2 separate regions of the Homo sapiens genome follow, and region 1 is linked to region 2. Evidence: read pairs that join two places in POLR2A ChIA-PET (ENCODE). Cell type or tissue: endothelial cell of umbilical vein. All regions are shown on one strand. Each heading gives the region's core, and the rest is flanking DNA. Links, peaks and the distances in the headings are about the cores only.

What was found. Peaks named below come from ENCODE experiments on the same cell type or tissue, not always from the same donor. Only the 100,000 strongest peaks of a DNase experiment are listed, where the experiment ranks them.
Region 1: POLR2A ChIA-PET joins it to region 2 with 5 read pairs; 1 of 35 experiments calls an interaction of 5 or more read pairs at or near these places.

Annotation. Positions count from the first base shown.
Region 1 is chr3:30,659,907-30,671,346 of GRCh38, reverse strand. All of the region lies in intron 3 of TGFBR2 (transforming growth factor beta receptor 2), which reads right to left. Among named protein-coding and RNA genes, the nearest start is that of TGFBR2, 59 kb to the right of the region's middle. In endothelial cell of umbilical vein, for the core only: no CTCF peak of the experiment used is centred there; DNase peaks (open chromatin) are centred at 3,986, 6,166 and 6,736; H3K27ac peaks cover 6,225 bases.
Region 2 is chr3:30,471,376-30,482,815 of GRCh38, reverse strand. No RefSeq gene overlaps it. Among named protein-coding and RNA genes, the nearest start is that of LINC01985, 42 kb to the left of the region's middle. In endothelial cell of umbilical vein, for the core only: no CTCF peak of the experiment used is centred there; a DNase peak (open chromatin) is centred at 5,925; H3K27ac peaks cover 319 bases.

The DNA of each region.
Region 1 (11,440 bases), core at 1,940-9,939, 190 kb before region 2:
GCACCTTATACTTTTCCTAGGTAACAATTCAGTACAACTTAAACTAAATGAACTATGACTCTACCTCTTGATTTCACATCTGTCTTTCCCTACTCTTGCCATCCCCCACGGACAGGGAACTCCATGCTGGAAGGTACCATGTCTTCTTCACTACTGTAAACTGCACTTAGCACACAGCAGGTCCTCAATATTGCCAAATAAAAAGACAAACCATTTACTGAGTGTTATCTAAGCTCAGGACATTGGGAACATGAAAAAAAATGACACAGCTTCTGCCTTCAAAAAATCTGCATGTATGACATCTGGTAAAAACACAGAGCGTGCCACAGTTTGCACCAAAATCTTTGCTCTTTTTCAAACTCCAACTTGTTCTGCTCTGATCAGCATTCAGGCTACCCTGGGCCCATGGGTGACAGGGAGAGGAGTCCATGGAAAGGATCTCTTTGGACAGTTATCTTACATCCACCCAACATTCCTCTTTTCAGTGTGCATACGAATTGTAGTTTCATGGAACTGAAATATTTAATAGCAACAATGGAAACATGGCCGCAAAGGTAAAACAAGTTAAAAATGGAAATGCTGCAGTTTTTTGACTTGGAATTCTGAAGCAGGCCCCTGTGGGCTGACAAGGAGAGTCCTTAGCACCAGATATCTAACTATAATATCTTGTGCCTCAAACTTTGTTTCATGTGCTGGCCTTGTTGGCTCTGGTGAAATAGTTTTCCTTTTTGGAAGAAGGACATGAATAGAAACAGACAGTGGACAGGAGAGAGCAAAAGGCAGCTCTAGTTCACTGGGAGCTTGTGCTGGGCTGCTTTCATTGGGCAAACATGCAGAATTCTATTGCTTTATGTGTCATCCATCTGCCCTCCAAAGTACCCATTAATGAGCAGGCCTCATGCTCAGATCCTAGAATCATTCATTAAATATATCACTACTGAGTGTCTATGATGGGCATGGCACTGCCCTCAGAGAGTACCCAGTAGAGGACTTAGGGCATATATACAAGTAAGCAATATATGGCATCTGGGATAGGGGCTAAATGTACAATGTAATCTATATATTAGTGGAATGTGGAAAAGCTTAGAGAAACATGGAAGGCACAGTAGCAAAAAACTGCCTTTAAGTTGGTCTCTGAAGAATGGGAAAAGTCAGTGATGAGTGGAAAGAGTGCTATGTTAAGGAGAAAGAATATATGATCTACTTAAGGAAGAGCAATTATCCCATACTGACCACTCTGCACCTGCGGAATAGAAAGGAAAAAAATGGGTAGGTGGTATGGAACCAAACTCCGTGTCAGAAAAGGATCTTTTGATTATTCATTTGTCAGTTTTCACCTACAGTAGGTGTTTAAAGAGAAAAAAAAAAGTGATGAGAATATAGTCCAGGTAGAATGAGGATATAACCAAATTCTCTCAAGGGGAACCCATTACCTAAATGATACTGATAAAGGAGTTAAGAAGAAATTACTTGGGCAGATAGTAAGGGTATGGAAGTCCTCGGTAAGGTGTTTCTTTTTAATGAAAAGCAGCCCCAAATCATTTTCTAACAAAGAGCAGCCTGTAAAGTTGAGCTTCAGACATAGACAGGCAAGCTGGGAGCTTGCACGGGTGAATGCCAGCAGGAACTAAGGACATGTTCAAGATGGCAGCTCCATCTTCCCTTCTCTTTGTCAGCCATGTGTACAACAAAGAACAGACCAGATGGTGCTGATCAACTGGAAAGCCCATTTGCATAATAAGATTAGGGTGGGGTGACCAGTCTTCCCCATGCACTATGTAAACGTCATACCTGATTGAACCAATCTGTGAGCCCTATGTAAATCAGACACCGCCTCTTCAAACGGGACTATAAAATCCAGCACATTCACCACTGGCCCGTCCTTTCCGCTTGGAGACTCCTTTCTCTACAGAGAGAATTGTTTCTCTTTCTCTTCTCTTCTGCCTATTAAACCTCCACTCCTAAACTCCTCATGTGTGTTCATATCCTAAATTTTCCTGGCTCATGATGATGAACCCCAGGTTATATACCCCAGTCTACATAGCTACTTCAGCATCTGATACTTTCTTTTTTTTTTCTCGAGATGGAGTCTTGCTCTGTTACCCAGGCAGCAGTGCAATGGCACGATCTCTGCTCACTGCAACCTTGCCTCCTGGGTTCAAGCCATTCTCCTGCCTTAGCCTCTATGCCCAGCTTTTTTTTTTTTTTTTTTTTTTTTTTTTTTTGTATTTTTAGTGGAGACGGGGTTTCACCATGTTGGCCAGGCTGGTCTTGAACTCCTGACCTTGTGATCTGCCCGCCTTGGCCTCCAAAAGTGCTGGGATTACAGGCGTGAGCCACTGCGCTTGGCCCAGCATCTGAAACTTTCATCTAACGAAACAGTGAGAAATGAAGCTGGTACATATCCATTTTTAAGGTTTATGTGTAATATGATTACTTGTTCTTAAGGTAAGTCTGAGTGGAAATGCCAACTTCCACTGACTATATATTCTAGATGAAAATCTTGGGTCTAGTAACCAGAGAAGTAACCCCAAGATATCAGAATTCCAGCAACCAAGAGGGAAAAAAAAAATCACCATTTTTTGGAAAGATATATGAATGCATTTTAAAAGTATAGGGAAAGTGAGAAAATTTGGTGATTGATCCTTAAAAACATAAATTCTTACACTGGGAGGCTTGGATTGGGACAAAGAACAGGCAAGAGTAGGGCAGAAATGGGGTGGGACAAAGCAATTACAGAATGATTGAATGCAAAAGAAAAAAAAGATGCTCTTGTGGAGATGTATGGACTGTCCCTGTTGTACAGCAAACAAAATTAAGGGGGCAGATGAACACAACACAAATTCAAACACAACAGCCGATCCAGCAGTCGGCATTTCCACTTAGGCTTACCACTTCCACAATGCTCCCTGCCTGAAACTCCACCTCTATTATATGTGGTATCCAATGAATGTGTTTGCTTGAAGTACCCACTTGTCTCCGGTCTCTGTGTCTGTAACTACATGGAATGTCTTATAATCAGAAATCCACTTGATTATCTGATTGCTTCTCTCCTGACAAAGCAGGGTAGTGGCCAGGTCTGTTTTGATCATCATGATATACACAGCACCTGGGGCAGAATGGGGCAATTTATGGTATTCAACAAACGTTTGTTTTAGAAGCTGAATGATTACTTACGTGGAATGATACTTCTCAAATTTTTTATATTTTACAGCAAGGTTTGACAAACTATGGCTCAGAAGTCCATGGCCTGCTTTTGTATAGTCCTATGACCTAAGAATGATTTCCATCCCCATTTTTAAAGAGTTGTTTAAAAAACAATAAAACTAAGAGGTTCATGCAACAGAGATCTTATCTGGCCCAGAAAGCCTAAAATATTTACTATCTGGCCCTTCACAGAAAAACTTTGCTGACCCCTGTTCTAGAGGTGTTATTTTAATAACCTCATTGGCAGAATCTGGAGAGACTTCACTTTGGCCAAATGTGAATATGTAGTCAATTTTTTTTCACATATGAGAAATACAATTTGAAAAAATTTAAATATTAACTGCATAATTACTTAGCTTTGTCCTTAATTCACTAAAACGTCCAGATGAAATGTTGATTCATCATGGATAATTTTATTTTACAATTCCTAAATATCTATAAAAACAGTCGTATTTGCTAATTTCAATTCCTTTTTAGCCTAAAGGAAACACAAAAACAGAAATCCCCTTAAGTTTATGTGTGGCACTGACTGAAGAAGATTCTAGAAATCCCCAGTTCAATGTCAGAAACCAAAGTTTTACTTTCTCCTAAAATTTCCTGTTATTTCTTTAGAAGACTTACACTTAAAAAATTTGAGGGGGAGGAATTCTTGAATAACATCTGTCAATCTTGAAACTTCAAAGAGGTGGTGAAAAACTCTAACAATAGCAACCAGGGCTGGAAGGAAGCTTTGGGATGTGGCTTTATCTAAACAGGAGCCACCCACACCCTCTGGCAGTATTAACCCTTGGGTTGCTACTAGAAAACCCAACAGCTGTTGGTGTAGGTACAAGCCAGCATCTCCTTTAGTCGAAGACCAACAGGAAATGCTTCTTTTCATCAGCCGCCAGTTACAGAGAAACTCATAAACTGAACACTTACTAAGTTCCTGGCTGTGTGCTAAGGATTTTATAGAATATTTAAATTTAATTGATAGAAAAACCCTATGAGGTAGAAACTGCTATTATTATAAACCCCATTTTACAGATAGGGAAGCTAAAGATCAGACAGTTTAAGTAATTTTCCCAGATGATAAATTTAGGCAACAGCAAAGCTGGTATTTACAATGAGCATTGCCTGATTGGAGAGACTTCTGATCTCAACCCCATACCTGATCTCTAAACTTCATATTGGTGAGAGCCAACTAAGAATGGCAATGACCTTAGGCTGGGTGTGGTGGCTCACACCTGAAATCCTAGCACTTTGGCGGGAGAATCACTTGAGCCTAGGAGTTTGAGACTAGCCTGGGCAACATAGTGAGACTGTCTCTACACAAACTTAAAAAAAAAAAAAATTAGCCAGACACTGTGGTGCTTCCTGTAGTCCCAGCTATTACGGTGGCTGAGGCAGGAGGATTACTTTACTTGAGGCAGGAGTTCAAGGCGGCAGCACACTATGATCCTGCCACTGCATTCCAGCCTGGGTAACAGAGCAAGACCCTGTGTTTGTGCGGGCGGGGATGGGGGGGTAGGGGTTGCGGGGGAGGGGAAGAATGACTTTATATAAGCTCCCAATTTGATAAAGTGTTTTTCTTTAGTGTAGCCTGGACTAAGTGATTTTACAGCCATCCACCGACTGACATTGGCAATTCTTGTATAATGTGTCTAAAGGAGTATATTTTGGGTATGGGGATTATATTCCTTTGTTCTGAACTAAGAACCACAGTTTAGTAGTGTCTCTGTAAATATGCATCTTTTTCCTGCCAGGAAATAAAAAGTTTTATGTGAAGGAGAACCCCCAAATCTTTTTCTTTTCTCAGAGCCTATTCTCATGGCCTAGATCTTAGCAGAGCTCAAAACATAATTGTTGCACTATTGGGACCTTCCATGAATAGTAATAACATTGAACCAGATATAGCTCTGAAGGGCATTAAAAATAAGGGTGGAATTTATCCAAGGCCCATAAAAAAATGAGGCTATAATAGTAAACATTTTTAGCCTGGGTTCCATAAATAGAGTTCAGTGGGTCTGTGAATTTGAATGGGCAAAAATTGCATCTTTTTTTATTTTCTCTAACCTTTAATTAAAAATTAATATTTCCTAGTATCAGCTGTACCTATGAGTTTGTTGTTGCAGACGTCTCAGCATGTGACTTACGCTCACCATTTAGACATTTCAATTGTTTAGATCTGCTGCTATTGTTATTTAAAGCATTATTATAGAAACATATATTACTATAACACAAATTCATTTTTAAAATATTTGGTCATTGTATTTCAATGTAATTGGTTTTCTTTGAAATACTCCATGTTCTATTTTATGCATTTAAAAAACATCACAGTGAGAAGGGGTCCACAGGCTTCCCTACTTCAAGAAGTCCATGGCACAGACACACAAAAAGGGAAGCTCCCTTGGCAGAGTGAAGGCATTTGGGCTCTAGTCTCTTTTCCAGGACTTGCTAGAGCAGGAATTTTGAGATTGATGGGTTTCTCTAGGAAGTTGGTAACTAGTGCCAATGGGAGATCTGCCTGGCTTGATTTGTTGTGCTGCACATGGACAACTGTGGATGCTGTCGGAGCTTCTGTGGAGTGGGAAGGGAGCTCCGCAGTGTAGAATTTGAGGAGAAGCCCTCCTTTGAAATCTTGTAACAATAAGAAAGATAACTCATATACGATGTGCTTTGTTGGGTTAGGCACCGGACAATTTATTTTGTAAACATGATCTACTTTATTTCTCCAATAACCCTATGTATGAGTTAGATTCTCTTACCCCCGTTTTACAGAGGAGGATACTGAACCTTGGTTGCTTCTACAACATTTTTGTCTACTTAGTAAATAAGTATTCTTGTTAAGTAAAAGTTGTTCCTAGTAAGTACTCAATAAATGAATGCTGTCCTTTTAATGTTATAATTAACATGACTTGAGACAGGAAGTTCTTCCTTCCCCTCAGCTATCTCTCTTTAGCACAGTTTCCTTCTTTGGATCTCAGCCAGTTGCATATATACTCTCGCTTTAGGTGAACATGCTGGCATGTGAACATCCTTGCGGCTAGAGCTTCACTGCCAACTTCACAAGAATCTCTCTTGGCATCTGAGGCTCATTAGTGCACTAATACACCAAGGTGTGCGAAAAACTGTCATCCACGTCCCTTTCTATTGCTCGGATAAATTAGTATCCCACTAAATGTTCACCCTAAACTCCTTTACCGAGTGGAGGAATTGCCAAACTACTTCAAATATTAAAGTAGGAGCCTATCTCCCAAATTCAGCTATGTTGATTTGCTTTTTATCAAGACACATTAACTGATCCACATAGGATTTTATTTACCAAGTTGGCCTTAATTTAATGCTTTTATTTTTTTAACCAAGTGACTTTTATTTAAAATAGTGGATTAGGGAGGTTCAGTTTTAAGTTCCTTTTAGGAACTGGTGTCGGCATAACAAAGGACATAAAAGAGGCTGAGAGCAACGTGTGTGTGCGCGCACGCGCGTGTGCATGTGTGTGCGCACATGCATACTCAAGTTATAAGACAAATTGTTTACTTTTCAATCACTCCAAAGGAAAGTATACCACAGGATTTCCCCTTGAGGTTTTCTGCCAGTTTGTATTTTTTTTTATGGCATACTAACATTTATCTTTGGAAGACAGAAAAAAAAAGAATTTGACATTTGTCTTTAAAAAAATATTTATGTAACAAGACTCTGACATTTGCAAATGGCTCCTTATTTGCAACTAAGTCTGGCCTCTATGAGTGACAGAAGTGACTGGAAATTTTCAGAATTATTAAATGGATCTCACAGTTCATTGTTAAGGAGATAGCTTGGTGGTATGGAAAGAACAAAAGCTTTGAAGCCACTCAGATGATTAAAAAAAAATGGGGGGAAGATATGGTGCCTCACACCTGTAATCCCAGCACTTCGTGAGGCTGAGGTGGGAGGATCACTTGAGCCCAGGAGTTTGACACCAGCCTGGGCAATATATTGAGACCCTGTCTGTATAAAAAAAAAAAAAAATTAGCTGGATGTGGTGGTGTGGGCATGTAATCTGAGCTACTTAAAAGGCTGAGGCAGGAGGATCACGAGCCCAGAAGTTCAAGACTGCAGTGAGCTATAATGGTGCCACTGCATTTTAGCCTGGGCAACAGAACGAGAACATCTCCCCCTGCCCCCCCAACTCCCCCCCCCAAAAAAGTTAGCCCTCTCTTCCTCTTTCCTTTCTCCTAAGGGTATTTAAAATAATATACTTGGCCCAAGAGCACAGTATGGCCCTCAAAACTAGAGAAATTACTCTGATTTCTCTCTTGTGAAAAAGAATTCATTCCAAAATAAAACACAGATACAGAAAAGTGCATAAAACAAGTGTCTGGCTTAGTGAATTACTATAAGATCAACACTCTTGTAACCACTGGTCAGGTCAGAAAATATAATTTTGCTGGCCACCCCAGAAGTCTGTTCATGTTCCCCAACTCAATCGGAGATCCCTCCCTTCCTCTAAAAAGTAATCACTATTCCTGGCTTTTATAGTTATCATTTTCTTGAGCTTTTAAACTTGTTTTATCATCCAAGTATGCATCTGTAGTCGTCTTGCTACTAATATGACTGAATACAAATGGCAAACCTTGCTTTTTTGCAGAATTACTGTTTTAAAAAAACTTCCTACAATAAAAACACCAGAATCTTTAAAAAATGTTTAATCTGAATTAATCAAATCATCAGACAAATCTACAAAGTGCCTTTATAAAGTACATGAAATGGTCTGACCTATTCAAATCAAAGTCAATGTCATGAAAACCAAAAAAACACACTGTAGAGGCAAAACAATCAATTTTAATGTGTTGTCCTTGACTGGATTCCGAATTTAAACAATAGACCCATTAACCTTGAAGAAATCTGAATATGGACTGTACTGTATATATATTTAGATGTATATATGTGAATGTATCTGTGTCTTAGTATCTGTATACACACACACACACACAGAAAGAGAGTGAAAGCTAAGCACTCACATATATGCTTCATATTGCAGAGTTCAAAGATCTTGCCATCATTTTCTGTACCTTTAAAAATTTTGTTGGCATGTTACATAAAGAATAACTTGTCACCTCGTTATTCTAAGTGTGCCCGCAGACCAGCAGTCATCAGCATCCCCTGGGAACTTACTGGAAATGCAGAGTCTTAGCGCTGTCCTCAACTAACTGAATCAGAATCTACATTTAAAAGTTCTCTCAGTGATTCATTTACACATTCAAGTTTCAGAGGTAAATTTTATTCTTGCTAAACAGTTTAGCAAAAATAAAGTTAAGTTCTTTGGTACTCTGCCATAGAGATGCTTTCCTCCTACAAAAAATTTCTTAGTGGAATTGTTTGCAAAGCTCTGGTACAGCTGTATTCAGCACTAGCCAATGAGAAAATGGCCCATGATAATTTTCTAGTCAATTAACTGGTGGAGGAGTGTAGAATGAGATATGCTTCCCCATCCATCATCCTAGTAAAAAGCACACCAATTTAGGCAAACAATAAAAAGTCATTTCAATTAAACAACAAAAGGACAGTAAGCTCACTAGCAATGAAGGATTTAATTTAACTTCTAGCTATTGATAGCACTGTTTGACATTCTGGATATATTTTGAGAGTATTTTTTCCTCAAATGATGAAAGAAGTCTTCTCTCCAATCAATGTGGTTGTTTTATTCCAACTGCACATATTTCAGAACAAAGCTATTCGCCACCTCTCCTATCCCATGGCACAGTCTCCTTTGTATTATTTCCTTCTTATCTCTCTCCCAGATGGAAAAGCCTTGCATGTATTCTAATCCAGTATGATAATCTCTTTCTAGAATACCCATGAGAGGTAGAGGTGAAACCTCTGCCTGAAAATGTTATGGTAGAAGGACATCATTCCTTTGTTATCATTCCATAATCAAATCACAATATTTCTAACTGCAGATATATTGGGATAAAGTCTAAATATTGGGATATGTTTAAAATTATTCTTTACATTAAGTCAAATGTAGCCTCTGTGTGCTTCTATTATTGGTCCTTCTGCTGTTCTCTAAAGCAAAAAGTAACAAAATGAATCCGTTTTCTATGGGATGAGAACTATTAAACTCCTGCTGGATATGAAACTCACAACCCCTAGATCATTTCATTTTCAGGTTGAACAGCCATGTTTTCCTCGGTTACTTTTCAAGAGATACATTGATGAGACTCTAAAGTCTGACAGATTTATCAGACCCTAAAATCAGCCTGCCCAGCATATAGCGCCCAATAAATGCCAGGACCTTTTTTCTAAGGGTAAAGTGATCTGTTCTCTGAAACCACGCTTGCTATTTAAGATTCTTCATCATGTGTTTTGATAGACACAGATATAATACTTGGAATATAACTTGTGTAGCAAAGATTACAGCAGGACTCTCACCTCCTCTTCCACCAAGTGGAGTTTAAGGCTCCTGATGGTTTGTTCTTTCTGTTTTGTTTTGATTCTTTCAGCCAGATCATCCTGATTTCAAAATGACCTTAACTCACCTCTAAACCCTGGGGTCTTCATCACATGAGCAGATTCCCAGCCAGTGTTTTGACAAGTGCTCCTTTGCAATCGATTGTTTGAACCTATATGTCTGATTTTACATCTACCTGTCAAGTTTTAGAAAATTGGTCATTTCAGGCCATTAAAACCCTGATTCAGCCTTTGCTCTTTTAGGCATCCCTTCCACTGTGCTTTTCACCCTTTATGTTCCTCCTTAGGATATAGATTCCTGCTACTTCTCTTGCTCTGACTTTAAAAGGAGGGCAACCAACATTAGGAGGGTGCCTACAAGGTACCAGGCTTTGTCCAGGAAATGATGACACATCTGTCCTCCCACAAAGAGAGTTTCACACCTGATATATGTTCTTTGGAACAAGATTTTTTTTCATTTTCTTTTCTGTGTTATTGCAGTTTTCTGACTACTAAAAGCTTAGGTTTTGTTAGGATCCCCACACCTGCCCTGATTCTTTAATTCTTTTTCTGGCTGGCTGTCTGAATTACACCTTGTACTCTGTCTAGGGGCCCTCATGTTCTCAGGAAACCTGAAAGCAAGGTACATTTCTTAAGTTATTTCAGGATGCTCTCCAACAGGGAGACCAGATCGCTTTGGAAAAGCATATTCATTATTCACAATACCTGTTAGGTCACCAGAATACATCCTCTCTCTCTCCCTGGCTTTCCAGGTGAACCACAGGCTTCTGCAATTCCTTCCCACCTGAGTTTCTCACCTCCTAAAATCATGCACACAGCCTCCCTGGTCCCTGCCTTGTCTCTGCCAAGGCAGTAGCACCCAAACCTTGCCATCCAACCTTTTGGACACATTAAGGTTTAAAATGTGCTTTCCTTTAACGTATAATTTAATCAGTTTTAAAAGCTAAGATGCCTATTCCCAATGAGGCCGTTGACCTTGTTCCAAAGCAATTGCTTGTAAATTGTTGTAGAAAACAAAATAATATCCCCTCTTAAAGTGTCTTGCTATTCCTCCAAGGATGGGGTAAAACAGGTGTTGGTTTTTCTCCTCCTCTAACCTTCGAAGGCATAATTTTGGCTCCTTCCTGTGGTAGCTGCCATTCTTTAATTGTTACCGTCCCTTTCCAGGCTACAGGGGGAACGTGACGAAAAATATAAAAAGATTTGGCAGAACAAACTGTCTTGAGTCCAGTGGTTCCCAATGTGGGCTGCATATTAAAATATCTTGAAGAATTAAAAAATAATTCCTGATACCAGGCCCCAGACCAATTAAGTCAGAAACTGCAGGAGTAAGACCCAGTTAATGAGTAGTTTTTAAAGCTACTCAGGTGTTTCCAATGTGCAGCCAAGCCTAAGCATAACTACATCAGCCTGGTGGAAGAAACAGGTATTTCGAATAGGATGGGGCCTGGAAAATGAAAGACATGGGAATAATTTTAATGACTACATTTCAGAGAAATTGTTCTTGACATTGGAACCAACTATATCCTCTAATTAGGCAACAAAAGGCATATATATGTATATTTTTAAAAGTAGATAAGCAAATATAAATTATTTCTCTAAAAGTTAACATGTTTTTAAAAAAAAGCATAATTTGTAATGGCAAAATTGATATTTTCCACAACAGGTAACATGCAGGAGCGATTTAGAATACAAAAGGACTTTCCAAAGGCAAGTCATCCAGATGTCCAAATGGTGGTGAATACAGCCTCTGGAGTATACGTGGGTGGAAATAAAAGTCAATTTCACAGTGGTTAGCCAC
Region 2 (11,440 bases), core at 2,220-10,219:
TGTATCACATATGTCAAATAGTTAAATGTAAAAAAAAAACCTGAAAATATATTAAGACTAGAGTAAAATATGGAAGTACATTTTTAAATCTTTGCATGCCAAGAACTCTGTGTTCCTGGAATAAATGAAAAAAATTACAAAGGTAAATATTGATAGATTTGATTATATAAATGCCCAAGTATTTCTTGTGCCAAAAAAAAATTACTTGACTTTAAGAGGCAAAAGTTAAACTTGAAGAAATCATTTATTTAAAATGACAGACTTTGTAAGCAACTTAAACAAGTAGTGAATTAAATATATATATATATATATATATATAAATAGACCGAGTGTGGTGGCTCACACCTGTAATCCCAGTACTTTGGGAGGCCGAGGTGGGTGGATCACAAGGTCAGGACATGGAGACCATCCTGGCCAACATGGTAAAACCCTGTCTCCACTAAAAATATAAAAAATTAGCTGAGTCTGGTGGTGCGCACCTGTAATCCCAGCTACTTGGGAGGCTGAGGCAGGAGAATCGCTTGAGCCCGGGAGGTGGAGGTTGCAATGAGCTGAGAGCACACCACTGCGCTCCAGCCTGGGCAACAGAGTGGGACTCTGTCTAAAAAAAATAAAAAGAAATAAAAAAATATATAAATGATCAAAATATATGAATTGTATATGGATATAAGAGGAAATAAATGGCCAGGCATGGTGGCTCATGCCTGTAATCTCAGCACTTTGGGAGGCTGAGGCAGGTGGATCACAAGGTCAGGAGTTTGAGACCAGCCTGCCCAACATGGTGAAAGCCCATCTCTACTAACGAAAAAAAAAATTAGCCAAGTGTGGTGACAGGCACCTGTAATCCCAACTACTCAGGAGGCTGAGGCAGGAAAATTGCTTGAACCCAGGAGGCAGAGGTTGCAGTGAGCCAAGATCGTGTCAATACACTCCAGCCCGGGTGACAAGACGGAGTTTTTGAAACTCCGTCTCAAAAAAAATTATGAATAAATGCATGAAATATAATATTTAAAAAAGTTAAATTAAAATAAAGAACAAATTAAGGACATAACATTTTATTTACAAAGTTTGTAATCATTCAAAAAATTCAATACTCAGTATTCTTAAAAGGGTTTCTCTGTCCCATGGAACACTTACATGAAACTGTGGGAATATTAATTTTTGTCATATTTATAAAGAATAATTTAGTAACATATAATTAAATAATTGCAGGTGTATTAGTCCTTTCTCACACTGCTATAAAGAACTGCCAGAGACTGGTTAATTAATAAAGGAAAGAGGTTTAATTGACTCCCTAGTTCTACATGTTTGTAGAGGCCTCAGAAAACTTCCAGTTTTCTGCCAAACCTAGAGTCATAGCCAAACCTCTTCACAGGGTGACAGGAGACAGAATGAGAGTCGAGTGAAGGGGGAAGCCCCTTATAAAACCTTCAGATCTTGTGAGAACTTACTATCACAAGAATAGCATGGGGGAACTGCCTCCATGATTCAATTACCTTCCATGAGGTCCCTCTCCCAGTATGTGGGGATTATAATTCAGATTACAATTCAAGATGAGATTTCTGGGTAGAGACACAGTCAAATCATATTATTCCACCCCCAGACCCTTCCAAATCCCATGTCCTCACATTTCAAAACACAATCATGGCCTTCCAACAGTCGCCTTAAGTCTTAACTCATTCCAGCATTAACCCAAAAGTCCAAGTCCAAAGTGCTTCATCTGAGACAAGGAAAGTCCCTTCTGCCTATGAGCTTGTAAAATCAAAAGAATGTAGTTACTTCCTAGATACAATGGGGTTACAGGCAATGGTTAAATACACCTGTTCCAAATGGGAGAAATTGGCCAAAACAAAGGGGCTACAGGCCCCATGCAAGTCCAAAATACAATAAGACAGTCCTTAAATCTTAAACTTCCAAAATGATCTTCTTAGACTCACTGTCTCATATCCAGATCATGCTGATGCAAGAGGTGGGCTTCCACAGCCTTTGGGAAGCTCCATCCTTGTGGCTTTGCAAGGTACAGCTCCCCTCCTGGCTGCTTTTACAGCTGATGTTGAACATCTGTGGCTTTTCAGGAACACAGTGCAAGCTATCAGTGGGTCTACAATTCTGGGGTCTTCAGGATGGTGGCCCTCTTTTCACAGCTCCATTAGTCAGTGCCCCAGTGAGGACTCTCTTTTGGGGGCTTCAACCCCATATTTCCCTTCCACATTGCACTAGCAGAGGTTCTCCAGGAGGGTTCTGCCCTTGCAGAAGATTTCTGCCTGGACATCCAGGCATTTCTATAAAACTTCTGAAATCCAGGCAGAGGTTCCCAAACCTCAATTCTTGTCAGGCCCACCACTGTGTGTAAGTTGCCAAGGCTTGGGGATTATGACCTCTGAAGCAATGTCCTGAGCTGTACATCAGCCCCTTTTAGCCACAGCTGGAGCTGAAGCAGCTGGGATGCAGGGCACCATGTCCTGAGGCTGCATGGAGCAGGGGGGCCCTGGGCCTTGCCCATAAAACCATTTTTTCCTCATAGGCCTCCAGGCCTGTGATAGGAGGGGCTGCTGTAAAGGTCTCTGACATGCCCTGGAGACATTTTCCCCATTGTCTTGGTGATTAACATTTGGCTCCTCATTACTTACGCAAATTTATGCAGCCAGTTTGAATTTCTCCCCAGAAAATGGGGTTTTCTTTTCTATCACATCATCAGGCTTCAAGTTTTCCAAACTTTAATGCTCTGCTTCCTCTTGAATGCTTTGCTGCTTAGAAATTTCTTCTGCCAGATACCCTAAATCATCTCTCTCAAGTTCAAAGTTCCACAGATCTCTAGGGCAGAGGCAGAATGCCACCAGTCTCTTTGCATAGTAAGAGTGACCTTTACTCCAGTTCCCAACAATTTCCTCATCTCCGTCTGAAACCACTTCAGCCTGGACTTTATTGTCCGTATCACTATCAGCATTTTGGTTAAAGCCATTTAAACAAATTTCTAGGACATTCCAAATTTTCTCATATCTTCCTGTTTTCTGAGCACTCCAAGTCTCTAGGAAGTTTTAAACTTTCACACATTTTCCTGTCTTCTTCTGAACCTTACAAACTGTTCCAACCTCTGCCTGTTACCCAGTTACAAAGTCACTTCCACATTTTCAGGTGTCTTTACCGCAGCACCCCACTCTCTCCTGGTACAAATTTACTATATTAGTCTACTCTCATGCTGCCAGAAAGAACTGCCCAAGACTGGGTAATTTATAAAGGAAAGAGGTTTACTTCACTCACAGTTCTGCATTGCTGGGGAGGCCTCATGAAACTTACACTCATGGTGAAAGGCACCTCTTCACAGGCTGGCAGGAGAGAGAATGAGAGCCAAGCGAAGTGCAAAGCCCCTTACAAAACCATCAGATTTCATGAGAATTTACACACTATCACAAGAAAAACATGGGGAAACTGCCCACATGATTCAATTACATCCCATGAGGTCCCTCCCCCAACACCTGGGGATTATAATTCAGATTACAATTCAAGATGAGATTTTTCTGTGAGGACACAGCCAAACCATAACAGCAGGTAACCTAAATACTATGGTCTTAAGGTTTGTGTCCCCAAAATTTGTATGTTGAAATCCTAACCCAAAGATGACAGTGCTAGGAAACAGGGCCTTTGGGAGGTGATTAGGTCATGAAGGTGGAGGCCTTATGAATGGGATTAGTGCCCTTACAAAATATATTGCCGATAGATCCTTTATCTCTTCCACTGTATAAGGGCACAGTAAGAAGGCATCTTCTATGAATCAGAAAGCAGGCCCTCACCAGACACTGAATCTGTCAGCATCTTGATCTTGGACTTCCCAGTTTCCAGAGCTGTGAGAATTAAGTTGTTTATAAGCTACCCAGTTTATAGTACTTTTTTATAGTTCTCCCAATGGAGAAATATGCTAATTTTTTTAAAGAATGTAATTAGGGAAATGATAAAGCATACATAAGAAATAGTGTATTGAAGCCCTTAAAATATTCCTGAAGATATTTCAGATATAATATGAGCTCAACTAAAATGAGTTTATCAATAAGTATACCTGAGAGGAAATAAACCAAAATGTTAACTTTGATCATCTCTGACTGGTAGAATTAGCATTTTTTCTTTCTTAAACTTTCTTTTATTTTCTATAAAGGAAAAAACCCAATAAGCTTAAAAATATATAATCACAACTTGGATTGGCATTTCTGACACAGAATTAAGTCCTTGATGGTAGGGCAGGAAGTAGTGTAGACAAGGAGTAGCCTAAACAAAAATGCCTCCTAATCTACTTACATGTATATTGGACCATTTGATAAGGCAAATAAAGTGTCCTGTCCAAGCTCAACTAATCAGCTGATAAATAAGTTTTTATCTTGGGTTGTGACAGTCATTGGAAATGAAAGTGAAAATGAAGGATAGAGGCAAAGAAAAGAAAGAAGTAGTTTTGAGCGTCCCAAGAGTGAGGGCCACTATCAAATTTGGAGGATGGTAGCAAGTATGTGTGCTGTAAATTCAAAAAGAACCATCTCAACACTGTTACTTTTAATATCATCTGTAATAATTCTCCAGGGGAAATCAGGAACTAACCAAAGTCACATGTACTAAGCTATTTGGGGTTATGCTAATAAGTTTTATAAATGATGAGCTTAAGTTTGTAATGATAAGCCCATATTAATCCTATTATATTGATAAAATGGCTGGTATATTCACAGTTTTCTGCTCTAGCCTCCAAAGTTAAAGCATGGAAATCTGTAAAAACTAACTAAGCTGCTTTTGTATGTACACAGCACAAAGAAAAACACCAAAAAAAAAAAAAATAATACAACCTGCTCTTCTCATGTTTAGAATTTTTGTTTTTTGGGTTTATTATTTGTTAGTTTGTACTGCATTCTGCCAAGACATGAATGATTAATTAGAATAAAACAATTATAAGGTAAATTGAGTCATCATAAAACAAAAAGCATCCCAGCAGATTTATTAAACTATCTCTTGGATGTGGAAAGGAATGGGATGTCTCCATAGCAGCTCTGTATCTACTGAGGTCTATTCCCAAGTGTGTTCCTCTGCCTCTGAGTCTTATCAAAGTTACAGTTTCTGGTAGCTACTTATTTTGGCTGTCTCTTCAGTCCTCAAGCCGTTTTCCTTCCTGAGAACTACTTCCTTGCATATAGCTATGTGCTCCAGTCAGCTATAATCGCTCTGTACGTCCCCATCCTTTCCCATAACTTATGTGGGGAAGGAGTTGTGGTGTGGGGGTATCTGACACAAAGTGGGCCAATGATAATCTTCTTTCTAGGCAGATGGAAGTAACACCGAAAGGCAGGGTATCCATCCCTATATGTGTCTGGGACAGTAACAGGGACTCTTAGAAGCTAAGAGGCCACAGGGACAAGGAAGCAGAGAAAGCCAATTTACAGAGAAAGTAGAATGAAGTTTTCAGGGAAAGAAAGAAAAAGAAAGTTTTTTGGGTTTTTGCAGAATTCCCTCTCCTAATCTCAGTTCCTCTTTAAAATCTAGCTACATTATGACTTCTGGTTTCTGCAAAGCACCCTTATATTTTTTGAAAGATATCTGACTCTGTTGGCCTGCTCCCCCAACTCCCAATTTTTGGTGTAGCTGTTAAGGGAATTTAATTGTGTCCAGTTATTTGCAAATCGGGAGACTTATTTAATATAAACTTTTACCAAAGGCAGGTATTTCATTTATTTTATCTCCTTCAGGTCTCCCTGACAAACCTGTCCTCCTTTGGGGCTGCTTCATTTGATTAACTTAAACTTGTACAATATTTACATCATTTATAAAACGCTCTTGTATGAGATTGTTTGGGCTCCTCTGGAGTAGTCATGGTCTATTGTGTAAACACAGCTTTGATGTGATTTCTACAACTTGCATTATTTACCCAACAGACTGTGTAACTGCTCCAAATGAACCATTATGACTGTCATGTGGCATAAATCTATCTTCAAGCACTTTTGAAAGCATGACTCACTGTAGTCTTTTGTGTAAGGGAATTTATGAAATGTGTATTATCCATTTAATAAAGTCTAATGTCTGTCTGGTGAGCTGAGTTAATCCACTGGGAAAAAATTAAAACCTTTGCAGAAAGGAGAAATAATTTCTTATACCAACTAATTCTAGCACTCGTAGTCAAAAAATCTTATTTGTTTTCTTCACTAGACAGAAATTTATGGCCCTGTTTTGTACACTACCTTATCCACAGTGTTGGGCACAGGATCTGGCATAGGGACTAATGCACTTTGCTGAATGAGTGCCTGAATAAACTCATATAAGTTGTTATCTCACTTAATTCTAGCAGCATCCTCATTTGCAGATAAGGAATGGTGACTCAGGTGTGGTAAATAATTTTTTTTAAGTCACATAAATTTATAAGGTAAAACTGGAATCCAATCCATCCTACCCAACGCCATAGCTACTTCAATTATGTCAAAATAACAGAAAAGATACAGAAATAATAAAACATTACTATAATAACTAGCATAAAACAAAATACTTATGTATCCAAAAGAACACAAAAACAAGTAAAGTAAATCTTTCCAGACTGGAAGTCAGGAGATCTGTGTTTTACAAGATCTTTTCTTTCAGTTTGCTACATGTGTTAGGCAAATCACTTCATTTTTCTCATCTTTCTTTTCCTTCTTGGTGTTACAGCTTATTTTCTAAAAACCACTATTTTGGATATTCCTGTTTCAGTTGTTTTCATTCTCTCTTCTTGGAAGCACCTGAGAACAATTGCTTAAATTTTAACTTTTTACTCAATTTTACTCCCTAAGCACCTGGCTTGCCTCACGCCAGTCCTGGCCCTGCTCTCCACAAAAGCCCAGGAAACTCCTAACATTGCTTCCAATCATTAAAAACTTTCACAAGAGTCAGTCATTAACACCTTCCGCAAGAGGCCTTAGGCTCACCTCTCCAAGGAGACTGAAAATCAGAAGGAATACATTTCCAGTGGAATTATAAAGGTCCTAAATTATTACCTGGGTAAGTGGGATTGTCCACCCCTTCCAATTTTCCTGTTTCTTTTTCTCCTTTTCTTTTTCCTCTCTTTCTTTTCAATTTTGCTGCATGTGGGGCTCCTTTCATGCTTCTGCATTATATCAGGTATATACCCATCAAAATGCCCTTGAATGGACCGTAGTAAGAATAGGAGTAACATCTCTCCTCTCAGATGACATCAGGTATGACCTCTGTTATCCTCTATGATTGTTGCTCTCATGAGCATTCCTACCCTTGATCTGGACTTTGCATCTTTTCGGGTGATGTTCATGTAGTATTTGGTTTATATTATCTTCTCCTGAGAATAGAAGCGTGTAATGGCCATGTATTGGGGGAAGTTTGGGCGTTTGGCATGTTGGCGGCACAGCCCTGTTAAGCACTTCTTTTGTTCTCAGTTCCACCCAGGTCTGGAGGTAGAATAGCTGGCTGATTGCTCACAGCACCTTGGTATAAGAGCAGGGGAAACCCACAGCTGCTGAAGGTTGAAGCTCTTTGTGGCTTAAGCTGGGCTGGGTTGAGTTCAATGCTCCATTTAGGGATTGAAAGACATGTCTTCCAAACTTCTGAATTGTATTCCAGAGAGCCCCAACATAGGAAAGTGGGACAACTCTGAGTGAGAAAAACTGGGAACAAACCCAATAGCTTTTCTCTCCCTGCAGACCTCATGGGTTTCATTATTAGCTATGAGTGTTTTGGGTGTCAGGACTGAAAGTTCATTGTATATGCTGCCTCTTGAAGTAAACTGTCAGTAGTAGACCAAGAAGTTATTGAAGGGCTCTAGATTATTTTTAGGTGAATACAAACAAACTTGAGCTATCATTTAAAAAAAAAACTTCGGGAGGATTAAATTAGAAAAACAAACAAACAAATAAGCAAGCAAACAAGAAACAACAGCAGCAAAAACAAACCCTACACAAAGATAATTAAAAAAGAAACAAAATTAACACCCCTGAATGGTATTTGAGTAATGGTGAAAGACAGAATCAACACATTACCTTGTCCTTAAAATTCACTGAAATAGCAGAGAATGATAAATAATACACATGCAATGAGGAAAACAAAAATCTCTTGCATTTCCATGCTCTCCAGAGCTTAGCTGAAATAAGTCCCCGTTCCTGTTTGAGTTTGGCCTTGTAGGGCTTTGAAATCAGAAAACAATCCCTGCACACAGAATTGGATGCTCACTAGCTAGCATTTAAAAATAGGAAATGAAAATGAGTGACAAAATAGAATACTGGAGAAGAGAGGAAATAAACCACTTTCCCATCCTACTACTCTTTCATGATCTATTCTGTCCCACAGGCATAGTGGAAATTGCTTTGCTTGTGCTGGCAATGGGGTTTCACCATAAGTTATTAAAAAGTCAAATCAAGGTTTTTTAGATCCTTGTAATTACAAAGCTAAAAAGCAATTGGAAACATATATTCAGTACCTTCAGAGCATTTGCTGTGACTTCCCAGTGACATATAGTCAGGGGCATGCTATTGGGTGAGGATTTTTCTCTTCAATTCCTTCAGCCTTTTCTGAAAGAAAACAGAATTCTCGCACCATCTTTCAATTAAATGAATTCAGTTAATTAGCTTCACAAACAGAGCACATTTCCTATTCAGCAGAGGATTCATTAAGATTGTCTTTTTGTAGCCAGCTCTGGCCCTCACCTTACTGGCTAGATGGGCTAGGTATCACACATTAGGGTCTGCATTTGAGTCAAAGTTTGTCCTGAGTTAAGAGTTTGGGTAGGAAGACAAGGACCGAACTTGGGGTGTGTATAAGTTGGGGAATGAAAGAGTGTGTGTCATGAAAAAGTGTGAAAGAATCAGAATGATCTCATGATTTGAAAAAAGACAATAACGCAATGGTTCATTTGTAGTCTCTCTGGGGTATGTGTTCTGAGAAATTTTTCCTGCCTCATCATATTTGCTTCACTGAGATCCAGTAACAATGATTCATGATTTTATCACAGTGGAGCTGAACAACTGGCTACAAACATACATAGAAAATAGATCATCTAACCATGCCTCGTGTGTGCCACATGCAGCTGGGGAGGCAAACCTGGGAAGAATCTCAGCACATAGTCTCCAGTTCACCTAGAAGGACTATGTTTTAGAAAAAGAATAGGAATCGAAGCCACCTCCCTGGGGTTTTTGATGCAGTTGACTGTATGGCATAACAGACTCTAGGAATGTTTGAGCCTGTCCCATCTGTTTTCTTGATAATGAGGAAACAGGCTAAGGGAGGTCAAGCACTTGTGCAAGATCACACAGTTGGCCAAGAGCAGAGCCCTCTATAATCCCTGTTGCTTGGCCATTGCACATCAGTCTCTGGATGGCCTTGAAAAAACAGCTTCTCTTCCCTGTTCTGTCTAGTGGTTTCTTGTTCTCCATTTTTGTTGAGAGGTTTTTGGGGCTAGTGGTTATGGATATGGGCTCTGGAGACAGTCAACTTGGGTTCAGATCTTGCTTCTGTCACTTAATAGCTCTATAATTCTGTACAAGTTACTTTTCTGAGCCTCAGTTTCCTCTTCCATAAAATAAATTGTTGTAAACATATAGATGGCCGTACATGTAACATGACCCAGCTCTCTTGCTCCCCTTCCCCTTTCCCCCTTACCTTTACTTTCTTTAAATAACAGGCTTCATCCACCTTTGATAAATATGGGAATTGTGATTCAAGAGGCTTATGATCCATAAGGCAGAAGATCAGGCTGATACATTACAGTCTTGAGACAGATATTTGTTGTTTTACCTACCTAGAGTTTTCCCATTCTTCTCAGAATAGAACACCCCTTCCTTTACCCACTCCAATGATGTGGTCATAGATAGAGTAACTCACTATGTTCCCAGATGGCCCTGTCCCACTGATCACAATTAATTTGTCCATTATTAGGCACCTATACCAAATTGAGCAAATAGGTTATTCGCCTAGATTTTTACTAAAGGATCTGAGGGGAAAAAAATAAAGGTTCTCATTTTTAGTGGTGAAGCTGAGGCATAGGAGACTTAGGGATACTGACACCCACCACATGGAGAAAGCCTAACCTCACTGAGAGAAAATGAAGTTATCAGAATAAGATGTGGAAATGAGCCAGAGAACATCTTGGCATTATTCAAGTTCCTATACTCAGCTCTTCATGGGGCTCAACTCCACTCCTATATTTGATATATTTAACTTTTTCACTCTTTATTTGATTAGGTGAGATACCTTGTTATCCATCCGTTCGCCGAATGCTCCTTTTACCTAAGTACTTTCAGACAAGAGATATATATTGAGGGCAAGTGTCTTAGTTTTCCAAAATCTAAGAAAATGTCACCCTTCTTGTATGGTTGCCTTGAGGAATAAATATCATATGAAAAGCCCCTGGTTCTTAGTGAGTATGCATGTTTTAACTTTACATGAGTTTAAGTGCAGGATCTGCCACTCATTAGATAACATGCATATGAGATTTCTGGTGGCTCAGTTATTGACCTTTAAGACAGTGCTGATAATAACTCCATCACAGTGTAATTATTAGCACTAGTGGAATCATGAATGACATGTGAGAGAGCATTGTATTTTAAGGAGTGCTATTCAAAGATACAGTGAACTGTGGCCTTAGTATCACTATATTAAACCTTCCACATTTCTGAGTATTGTTTGAGGAAATCTTCCTGCCACACTCTTCCTTCACACTCTTCATATGAATGGCTAGTATGTAACATAATTGACTAATCAACATGCCACCAATTTGTATTTCTTCAGTAAATCTTCAGCAGACATCTGAAGGAGCTGAAACACTAAAGCAAAATAAGATGATTTTGAAATAATCAGTTCCCAAATGTGAACACATGTGATGCATGCTTGACAAACCCTTGGAGTAATTATCAAGTCATTAGCAATGATTTTGAAAGAAGGATTTCTAAACATTCTTGGTTATACATTTCATGTCTTTGTCTTTGTTTTATTTTTGGGGGTTGGGGGCCTGAGATTTGGGAATCCACTGGGGCTGAAAACATAGGCATCTCTTTTCTGGGACAATGAGGAGAGAAGAGTAAGGCAGCCAATTGACTCAGTCTTCATAACCAGTGATTTACAAAAGAACAGACCGTCTGTCATTTTTTAAAAATGGGATTTTCTGGCAATTTATTAGAGAAAACATAAACGGTCACCCAAAGGAAATGGATAAGAGAACTATGATTTCATTCTTGTACTGTTTCCATTAGAAGTTTATGACAATGGGTAATATTTATTGAAAATCAACTATGAACAAGAAGATTTATATGTATTATAACCTTGATGGACTATTTTCCTCACTCCACACATAGACAGACTGATATTCTGAAATGCAGTGTGTCTTATTTGAGACTAGGACTGTCTGGTTCCAAACCACCACTTTACCACTATTCTGGACAAACAGGTCTGATTAAGGGACAGTTGGAAGGTGAACAGGGGT